Linked DNA regions of Homo sapiens: region 2 is linked to region 1. A link is an interaction called in ENCODE POLR2A ChIA-PET data of the cell type or tissue named here. Cell type or tissue: PC-9. All regions are shown on one strand. Links, peaks and the distances in the headings refer to the core of each region. The heading gives the core; the rest is flanking DNA.

Region 1 (5,381 bases), core at 215-5,214:
GAAGGCAGCACAGAGGTCAGGAGTGCATTCACTCCTAACTCTGGAGTTTTGCTTTTTTTTTCCTAGGAAGCTAGCAAAGACTGACTTGTAATTGGCAATAATCACCTCTAGGAATAGAATTACAAAATTACATAATTTGTGATATTTGGGCTTCCTTACCCCAGAATGTCTCCCGACCCACAGGATACTATATCTGAAAACCTCACTAAGGGTGCCTTTTCCAGGCACTAATGGATTAGTGTATATTATTTTTCATATTTTCTTCTCTGTCGGGCATTGAGGAGTTACACATGACAGGAATAGATAACTTCAGAGCATTACTGCCTGGGGAGGGCAGGCTTTGGAGAGGTATCTCGGTTGGGGCTTTAGGAAGTGATGGAAAAGCATGAGGCTACCTGGGCAGATGTGGGGTATTATAGAAAGGAAAGGTGTGCAAAAGTGTGGAGGTGAGAGGGTACAAAAAATAATCTCCATTTACTTTTTGTAGTTGCAAATAGGAAAGAGTGACAAAAGAGGAACAGTAGCATGGACATGTGTATGTATGATAAAGCTTAAGACTCAAACAATTAGCAAATTAATAAAATACCTGGTTCCTTTTATGCTTGTATCTAATGAATGATATCTTTATATCTTGATTATATCTTAGTGTGGAAACTTTTTGCCTGAAGCACAGTCTATGGCAAGCAAGATAGAAACTTAAATTTGGAACTTAAAATGCTTTTTTTCATGAGCACTAATGGCTTTAATCAAGGCTCAAAATCTTTTTTTTTTTTTTTTTGAGATGGAGTCTCGCTCTGTCACCCAGGCTGGAGTGCAGTGGCACAGTCTTGGCTCACTGCAACCTCTGCCTCCCAGGTTCAAGCAATTCTCCTGCCTCAGCCTCCCGAGTAGCTGGGATTACAGGCGCTCACCACCACTCCCGGCTAATTTTTGTATTTTTAGTAGAAACGGGGTTTCACCATGTCGATCAAGCTGGCCTCGATCTCCTAACCCCGTGATCCATCCGCCTCGGCCTCCCAAAGTATTGGGATTACAGGCGTGAGCCACTGCGCCTGGCCCTCAAAATCTTAAACCATAAAACAGCTATGACAGTAGAATTATAAACAAGGCCAGGCACGGTGGCTCAGGCCTGCAATCTGGGCACTTTGGGAGGCTGAGGTGGATAGATCACCTGAGGTCTGGAGTTCGAGATCAGCCTGGCCAACATGGTGAAACCCCATCTCTACTAAAAATACAGAAATTAGTGGGGCGTGGTGGTGCATGCCTGTAATCCCAGCTCCTTGGGAGGCTGAGGCAGGAGAATTGCTTGAACCCAGGAGGCAGAAGGTGCAGTGAGTCAGGGTTACACCACTGCACTCCAGCCTGGGCAACAGAGTGAGACTCCATCTCAAAAAAATAAAAAAAATAACATGATAGTAGTGGTTCAATTAAAAACAACTGAAAAGATTTAAATTTTTTTGTTTGTTTGTTTTTTGAGATAGGGTCTTGCTCTGTCACCCAGGCTGGAGTGCAGTGCCATGATCTTGACTTACTTCAGCCTCAACCTCCTGGACTCAAGCAATCCGCCCACCCCAACCTCCCCGGTAGCTGGGACTACAGGTGTGCGCCACCATGCCTGGCTAATTTTTGTATATTTGGTAGAGATGGGGTTTTGCCATGTTGCCCAGGCTGAACTCCAACTCCTGAGCTCAAGCCATCCACTCACCTCAGCCTCCCAAAGTGCTAGGATTCCAGTCATGAGCTACCACACCCAGCCAAAAATGACTGAAAAGATTTATATGTGATCATATCATACACTTGCAATAGCAGTTTTTGGTTTGTGGCTCTAGTGATTCTTTGCGAGCTTTGTGCTACTGTTACATGCAGCTTTGTTTCTAAGAGCCATGTAAATACTTTGAGAGTACACCCTGTTTTTCTACTTATTTGTTCATTCAGCTATTTTTGGAGTATCTACCATCAGATCCTATTAGGTGTTAGAGATACAAAGATAAAATCTCTGCCTTCCAAGAATTCAGTCCAGTACATTCTTGGGGAATTAAGTTTTCTGCTTATCAAAGAGTATATCCATGGCAAGGTTTCTCACCTCAAATTGACATTTTGGGTCAGATTATTCTTTGCTGGAGGGCTTTCCTGAAGAGTGTTGTAGGATGTTAAGCAGTTTCCCTGCCTCTACCTACTAGATGCCATTAACCAGCCCCATCACCTGGCCCAAGTTGTGACAATCAAGCAACTCCAGACATTGCCAGATTCCTGGGGTCAAATCTGTAATAAGAACCAGAGTTTATCTGTGTCATTGACCGTGAGTTTTGATAAATGAGTTTTGAGAAAATTCATACAAAGCTAGCAAATGTAACAAAGAACCTAGATCCGTTGCACAATGCTTGTTATTACTCCACATGACTTCTCAAAGAGGAATTAGATAACAGCCGTGCTGAGTAACACCTACGAAATGTTTTATTTTTTAGCTTGGATGTCTATGAGATCTCCTTCTGAGTTACTGTGTATAGGAGAATAATTGTTTGGTTTCTTAGGGACTCCAGTAAAACAACAAAACAATATAAGCCACTGGAGGGGAAGAGTCTAATGCATAATAAAAACCTTAGTCTTTTCCGAGCTGTTTGTACCAGCATTTCCCTTTTCTTGTTAAGAGTGAAAGTATTTTCTCCAGTGAGTGTCCTGGACAACTGGCATATTTAGAAATGTTTCCTGTGTTCTTCAGGCACATAACTTCAAATTTTGTTACTTTACTAAATTGGACTTTTCTTCACCTACTGCTTTTCCATGTTCAGACAACACATGAAGAACATTGAACAACCAAAAATTCACTTTAATAGTCTTTTAATGCTTGTCTTCCAGTAATGCCTTGCTTCTCTAAGTAGAGGATCCACTTTCCTGTTGGAAAGAGTACTTCCCTAGAAGTCCTAAAACCTGTATTTTAGGTTCACCCTTGGCACTCTTATTAAACATTCATTTAGCCTCTCTCGGTCTTGATTTCTTTACTTGTGGTAGACTAATAGATATAGAAAGAGGTTCTTTTATCCTGTTTTCCTGATAAGTTCCTAAATTCCATAAATCTACACTTTTTGCTCACACAAACTTTTATATATCCTTATTCTTATACAATATCCACATTTCCATTTCTGTGCCTAATAGAGTTTTGATTCATCATGGATAATCTGTCATCAGAAGAAATTCAACAGAGAGCTCACCAGATTACTGATGAGGTAAATGTTTTACCTAAAATAAGTAAATAATTCTATTTCAGTTTTCATATTGGAGGAGTGAGAGAGCCTTCTTAGGGACATTTTGGCCTCTTCCTAGTCCATTAATATCAAAGAACACATTTGCTCCTTAGTGCCATTGCTGGTTTTTATTTTCTTTTTAACTCACCAGAAAACTAAAGTGAAAACAATTTGTATGATTTTTATTTTTTAGGTAATTATTAATATTACTTAAGTGTAACAAAGATACTCTACTATGTATTTGAGAAATGCTAGACTTCTATTTAACAATTTCCTAATATCTGTAATTTACTTAGATTTCTACCTACATTAAATTTTTATTCCCATGAACTTCACCATCCAAATATTCTCTTTTTTAAAAAAACTTTTTCTTTCAACATCACACTGGAAGTCCTTACACATTTTCTCTTAAGGAGCGCCTGAAAATAACTAAAAATGTAGTGATCAACTTACTTTTTTTTTTTTTTTTTTTTTTGAGACGGAGTCTCACTCTATTGCCCAGGCTGGAGTATAGTGATGCGATCTCGGCTTATTGCAACCTCTGCCTCCTGTGTTCAAGCGATTCTCCTGCCTCAGCCTCCTGAGTAGCTGGGATTATAGGTGTGTGCCACCACGCCCAGCTAATTTTTGTATTTTTAGTAGAGATGGGGTTTCACCTTGTTGGGCAGGCTGGTCTCAAACTTCTGACCTCGTGATCCGCCCACCTCAGCCTCCCAAAGTGCTGGGATTATAGGCTTGAACCACCACACCCGGCCATTGTTTTGTTTTAAAGGGAAGGATAGGCTGGCAATTCTTTTTGTTTTTTCCTTTAATGGAAACAGTCTCACTATGTTGTCTGGGCTGGTCTTGAGCTCCGGTACTCAAGAAATCCTCCTGCCTCGGCCTCCCAAAGTGCTGGGATTATAGGCATGAGCCACTGTGCCCGGCCTGAGCTGGCAATTTTTAAAGATAGAATAGCATCATGAATTTGGCCTGTGATCAGATTTTTTTTTCTACATATTTTGGAATGCTAAAATTCTGTGTTCTTTCCTAGTCTCTGGAAAGTACGAGGAGAATCCTGGGTTTAGCCATTGAGGTAAGAAAATGTTAGTCATCAACTTAAGTATAGAAATTTATAGGAGCGATCCTAATACTTCTGGCTGGAATTAGTATTAAAGGGTAATGTATCAATATGCTTTATTATTTGAAATTAACAGTTGCTGAAATGTCAAACCATGCACTAATGGGAATTTTCTGTTTTTCCCTTTAACAGTATTGGAATATGACAGGGAAGATGAATTCACTATGAGTTTGTGACTTAATTATTTTGGGGGCTGCTATGTTAAAGTGTGTTAGTTTAAGAATACTAGTTCTGTCTGTAGCTCTAATCCTCTGAGAGCTTGGGTTTCTAAATTATTCTGTGTTGCTCTTGTAGGTTTTGTTTCTGTTGTTTTTGGTTTGTTTTGTTGTACTATCAGCTTTTCCCCCCTTGTCTTAGTCTCAGGATGCAGGAATCAAGACCATCACTATGCTGGATGAACAAAAGGGTAAGTTAAATTATTAGCAGAAATTCTTAATTTGACTGTGATGCCAAAAAGCCCTATCAAATTAGCCACATACAAATTTCAGCCTTTGGGAGAGCCTTCCCTTTGTAAAATAAGAATGTTATGTTTACTTCTTGTCTTCTGATTTGAATTATATATCATGTTCACTGTCTATTTGGGATGGCAGGCAACAATGCCCAATTGTATATACCAAGTATGTGTTAGGCCAGCATGGCTTATTTTGTGTATTGGTTATATGTGCCTTAGACATTATGATAGTAACATAGCTGGGATTACAGGCACCTGCCACCACACCCAACTATGTTTTTCTTTTTTTTTGGGGTGGGGGACGGAGTTTCGCTATTTTTGTCTAGTTTTGGGGGTGGGGGATGAAGTTTCGCTCTTCTTGCCCAGGCTGGAGTGCAATGGCGTGATCTTGGCTCACTGCAACCTCCTCCTCCTGGGTTCAAGTGATTCTCCTGCCTCAGCTTCCTGAGTAGCTGAGATTACTGGTGCCCACCACCACACCCGGCTAAGTTTTTGTATTTTTAGTAGAGACGGGGTTTTACCATGTTGGCCAGGCTGGTCTCGAACTCCTAACCTCAGGTGATCCACC
Region 2 (5,381 bases), core at 293-5,292, 450 kb before region 1:
CAGTAACGACAGCTTTTAATGGTGAAAAACAGAACAAGCTGAGAAGGCTACAGTGAGGACTGGAATGTTGGGCTCTGATGTGTGGCTTTGATGTGTATATGTTTGAGCTTCTCCCTTTTTTACATCCCTGGGGAAATTTTAACTTCATTCTGTTAAGCTTAAATGCTTTTATGAGAAGTATCCTAATTTAATAAAGTCTTATCTAGAAAACGTTTTATGAAAAATACCTAAGATGTAGAATAGGGAGTAGAATAGAATCTGGTGGGTAAAAGTGGGCTGTATACATAAGTTTAAAGAAAAGAAAAAGAGAAAAATGTATTTTCTGGAGCAAATTCAATTAAGCCAATTTAATTTCTTGATCTTCTTGATTATTTTTAATAGAATAATACTTAGCAATTTCCAGTTTTGCTGCTTATCTTCGTTGGGACCAAGTCTTTTCCACACACCATGAAATCATACCCTTTATGATGGGTTTTACCTTTTCTTTGTGGCCGCTATCTCTTTACAAGTCTAATTTTTGCCAGGACAATTTTTTTATTCTTAAGATGTGGTTCTCTAAAAGTTTATCATGTGAAATTTTGGTTGGTTTCATTTTGCATTGGTTATTCACAAAAGTAATGTTCATTGCATTGGATAAAGGACTGATTATTTGTTTTTATTTTTTATTGCAAAAAGAAAACATAAAGAAAAGGCATTTTCCATGGTATGGTTAAAATGTCAGGAAGCTTTGTTACATTAAAATAGTTGTTTAAAATGTGGGAAAGCCTACAGATAGAAAAAAAACAAACAAAAAACATCCTTAGTTTCCAGGGGCAGGATCTTTAATAAGGAAAGATTTTCTCCAATAAGAGAGGCCCTTCACGGGAAGAAGAGTGGGGAGATCACATAGGGAAAGGGGCTGTTGGACACACCAGAGATCTGAAGCCACATGGGAAGAACCATCCCACTGGGGCCTAAATTAAAATGTCCAGATTGGCTCTGGGCACATTTAACTAAATGTGTAGGGTAATAGTGTGCCTCTAGGTTTTGGAAGCTGAGGACTTACTTAGTGAGCGTTCTACCCACCTGTAGATCTTCCATTTTAGGAATTGAATAAGAAAAAAAAATTAACAAATACAAAAAAATACACATAGCAATTAATGTAGGTTGTTTACACATGATAATGTATGAGACCATCATAATGGTTATGGTCTCATATCATTAGGAGGACTCTATTCAAGAAAGGAGGATTTAACAGAGTATAGCTGGGGACAGTTAGTAGAAAAAATAAAATTGTTTCATGTTTGCCCCCGGAGTGAGCTGAGGCTCTTCAATGAACTGGTTCAGGTTGTAAAGGACATGGAGTAGAGACCGTGCCTGGCAAGACCCCAGGGACAGCAGCTGCTGCTACCACCCTTAGGTACAAGCAGGATCTGCCCAAGGCACTTGCACTTATGTTTCAGGGAGCAAAAGTCTATTTAATTTTGCTCTACAAAAGGGAGATGGGGCTTTATCAAAAGGAGCTGATTACCTTCAGCCCTGGATCCAGGTGTATCTCCTTCCAGGTCCATGGAAGACATACTGGGTGACATCAGGAAGACATGAGAGGCTAGGCTCAGTGCCTCTCCAGTGGTTCCTGATTCAAAAACGGATGGTGCCCACCCACCCAGGAGGTGCTGGGGTGCTGTGGGAGGGTGGGGCTCCCACAGCTCTTAAGAGTATTATTGGCAAGTTATCCAGTCTTTCTGAGCCTTAGTTTCTTCCTTGGTAAAACAGGGATAATAATGATACCGACTTTATAGAAGTGCGAGAACTAACGCCTGCCAAATAGTAGGGCACAATTAATGTTAGTGTCTTTTCTGCCCAATTGCCCAGTACAGAAAGTGTTGCTTCAGTAACCTAGGCGAATGCCAGGACTGATTCATAGGAATATCATAGATATATTCGCAACGTCTAAAATGATCTCGTTATAACAATGATCGTTTTTACAAAAATAAGATATATTGACTGTTTTGTATCCCATGAAGGTGAGGGGAGGGATTTTCCTAACTTTCCTTCCAGAATCCGCTATTAGGGTGATGGACTCAGCACCTTTCTGTCCTCCCCTACCCGTCTTAAGAGTTCCTCGTCACAGAGTCGGAAATGGGGATAGAGCTTGGCCCAAGTTAGAATTTCCACCACTCCAGGGGCAGAATGCAGAAAGAAGAGAAAAGTAGCGGGGGGCCTGGCGCAGCTGCTAATGCGGTGCAGAAACTCTTTGAGCTGCCACCCTGGCAGGGCCGGCCTTGGGGGATGTGCCTGAGGATGGTGGGTGAGCAAAGCCACCTGCCCCGGCACAGAGCCTGCGGGTTGTGCTCTGCAAAGCCCTCCCGGTTTCATTCCCAGAGACCGGGCGAGAAAGGGCAAGCCAGGCAGCAGACGCTGGGGGGCGCGTGGCCAGGCTACCCGGATCGTCCAGCGCGACATGGAGTCTGTGTGTCCTCACCAGTGCTGCGTGACAGGAGCCGGGCACCACCGACGCCATAGGCTTGTCGGTGTCTCAGCACTGACACCGTGTGGCCCTGAGAAAAAGCAGTGAGGGGTCCGCAGAAAGTCTTGGAGACGGGAGGTTGTCCCATTTCCTTTCCTCGGGATGTTAATCAGCATCCCTGGGACTTTCCTGGTTATCGCTGATGGCAGAAGTCCAGGAGGGAAAGGAATGTGTCTGAGCTCAAAGGCTGAAGGCTTCAAGACTTAGAAGTCAATTCGATCACTAATGAGAAAGAATGTAATCTCAAGGTGAACTCCAGAGTAGGGAGTGAGTGTGTATCGTGACCTTGGGGGCTAGTCATCACCCCAGCCTAGACAAAGATGATGTAAAACACCCGCGTCAGGGTTGTGACATCCTCCTGACGTCGAGGAGCGACCGCCCCTTCCCGGATGATGTGGCTCGCACAGCTTACACTTTCTCCACCTCCGCTGGCCGTACCTGCTTCAGTAAGTGGCCCTGCCATCCACCCAGTTGCGTAATGGATTAGTCAAGACTCTCTTAGTCATAGGTAGGAGCCAAACTGAACAAGCTGAGGCATAAAAAGCAATTTACTGCCTCACCTAGCTGGGCAAGAGGCCGAACTAACTCACAGGTTTGACACAAGGAAGATTCTGGGAAGTTGGAGAAGAACAGAACCTGGGATTGGCAGCGGCCAGGGCTGTTTGTCCTGCCCTTGTCTCCTCTGTCCCCCTTCACCCACTGGCCTCACTCTCTCTTTCTGTAGACAGCCCTCCTCCAGTGGTGGGGATACAGCCCCTGGCAGCCCAGGCTCAGCCACCCCAACATCAAGGGAGAAATTTTTTCAACAGGAATCTTTCTAATAGGGAAGGGCTCAGATGGGCTTGCTCAAGTTAGGTGTCTGCCCCCCGAGGCAATCCCCAGTGGCAAGGAGATGACACACTGAGATAGGCCAGTCCTGGTCACACCCTCTCTCCTAGGGCTGCTGGACAGGAGTTGTCAACAGAGAAGAGTGACAGGAACACTTACTTGGCAGGCACAAATCACAGGTTGCTGTGCTCCACTATGCAGATGATGACACCCTCAGATTTTTTCTCTTTAGTAAACTCTTAAAACTAGACATATACACAGAAAACTGCATGAATTATGAGTGTGCAGTGTTTATTCACAAGAGCAAGGACATAGAATCAACCCAGGCACCCATCAAAAGTAGATTAAAGAAAATGTGGTGCATATACACCATGGAATACTACACAGCCATAAAAAAGAACAAAATCGTGTCCTTTGCAGTACCATGGATAAGGCTGGAGGCTGTTACCTTAATTGAATTAACACAGAAACAGAAAACTAAATACTACGTGTTCTTACTTGTAAGTGGCAGACACAAAGATGGGAAAAATAAACACCGGGAATTCCAAAAGCGGGGAGGGAGAGAGTGGGAGAAGGGTGGACAAACTGCCTATTGGGTACTATGTTCGCTACTTGGGTAGGGCCCAAACCTCAGTACCATGCGATATACCCATGTAACCCCAAACCTGTACATGTACCCCCAGAATCTAAAATTTGTTTTAAAAAAGAAAATAAATATGTATAGAAATAGCAGAATGTAAGATACCTTTAAGTTCACCTTTCAGAGATAACACTGATGATGTTATCAGCATTTATTATTTTCTTTAAGGATCTCATTTCTATTTATTTATTTATATATATATATTTTTTAGAGACAAGGTCTCACTCTGTTGCCCAGGTTGGAGTGCAGTGATGCAGTCATAGTTCACTGCAGCCTCAAACTCCTCAGTTCAAGTGATCCACCTGCTTTGGCCTCCCACAGCGCTGGAATTACAGGCATGAGCCAGCACACTCGGCCAAGAATCTCATTTTTTAGCCTCACTTTTAAAAAATAAAATAGAAAGTATACTGCATAAAGAAAAAAAATGTGCAGCTTCATTAAGTTTCCCTTTTGAATACACCCATGTAACAAGCATCCTGATGGAGAAACAGAACGTCACCAGCATCCTAGAAACCTTCCTTGGCTTCCTTCCAATCATGGCACACCTGTCTTCCAAAGGTAAATGCTATCCTGATTTCTGCTACTGTAATTAGTTTGATCAGTTTTGGCACTTTATACCAATGCAACTGTTCAATATTTTATTCTTCCATGCCTTGCTTCTTACATTCAACATTATGTTTATGAAACCCATCCATACTGTGTGTAATACAGAGTGTTTGTTTTCACGGCTGCATAATATTCCATTGCATGAATACTCCAAACATTATTTGCCCATTTTACTGTTGATAGACACCCTGGCCGTGAAGAGGAAAGTCCCAAGTGCCATTGGGTTGTGACAGTACTGTGAGAGACTTTACCTAGGCATTTATGTCTTTGAATTTTGCTTTGAATCATGTTCTTCTTTGAATATATGTGTAAATGCTGGCTGCTAATTAATATATAAGGTTGTCACATGAGTTTAAAAGCATTATTTCAGCCAAGCGCAGTGGTTCATGCTTGTAATCCCATCACTTTGGGAAGCTAGGCAGAAGAATTGCTTGAGCCCAAGAGTTCAAGACCAGCCTAAGCAACATAGCAGGACTTCTATAAATAAGAGCGTATTTTGTGGAAAGTTTTACGGAGTGACGAGTATGCTCTGTGCTCTTGGGGACCACTACTCCAGGCAATTAATTGTCCTGGCAACACCGTCACTTGGCAACACAGCCCCCTGGTGGCAGCCACCTGAACTGCAATCTTACCTCAGAAAAAGTTAATTGCTGTTTTTCAAACCGGGCATTATAGCAAGTGTCACAACCCAGGACATAATTTATACTTAGACCAGTAATCATTTATGTGAATAAAAGTGCTCCATCTCCATGGCATTGTATCTAATCAGGATACAAGTCCATCTCTAAAATAATGATA

What was found. Peaks named below come from ENCODE experiments on the same cell type or tissue, not always from the same donor. Only the 100,000 strongest peaks of a DNase experiment are listed, where the experiment ranks them.
Region 2: POLR2A ChIA-PET joins it to region 1 with 5 read pairs; 1 of 35 experiments calls an interaction of 5 or more read pairs at or near these places.

Annotation. Positions count from the first base shown.
Region 1 is chr15:42,508,680-42,514,060 of GRCh38, forward strand. SNAP23 (synaptosome associated protein 23) reads left to right here. Exons shown (of 8, transcript NM_003825.4): 2 at 3,154-3,224; 3 at 4,276-4,317; 4 at 4,720-4,768. The coding sequence starts at 3,168. Among named protein-coding and RNA genes, the nearest start is that of SNAP23, 16 kb to the left of the region's middle. In PC-9, for the core only: no CTCF peak of the experiment used is centred there; a DNase peak (open chromatin) is centred at 2,432.
Region 2 is chr15:42,054,708-42,060,088 of GRCh38, forward strand. No RefSeq gene overlaps it. Among named protein-coding and RNA genes, the nearest start is that of PLA2G4E, 36 kb to the left of the region's middle. In PC-9, for the core only: CTCF peaks have their summits at 2,480, 2,684 and 5,143 (motif pointing left); DNase peaks (open chromatin) are centred at 2,974 and 3,414; H3K4me3 peaks cover 1,463 bases; H3K27ac peaks cover 1,887 bases.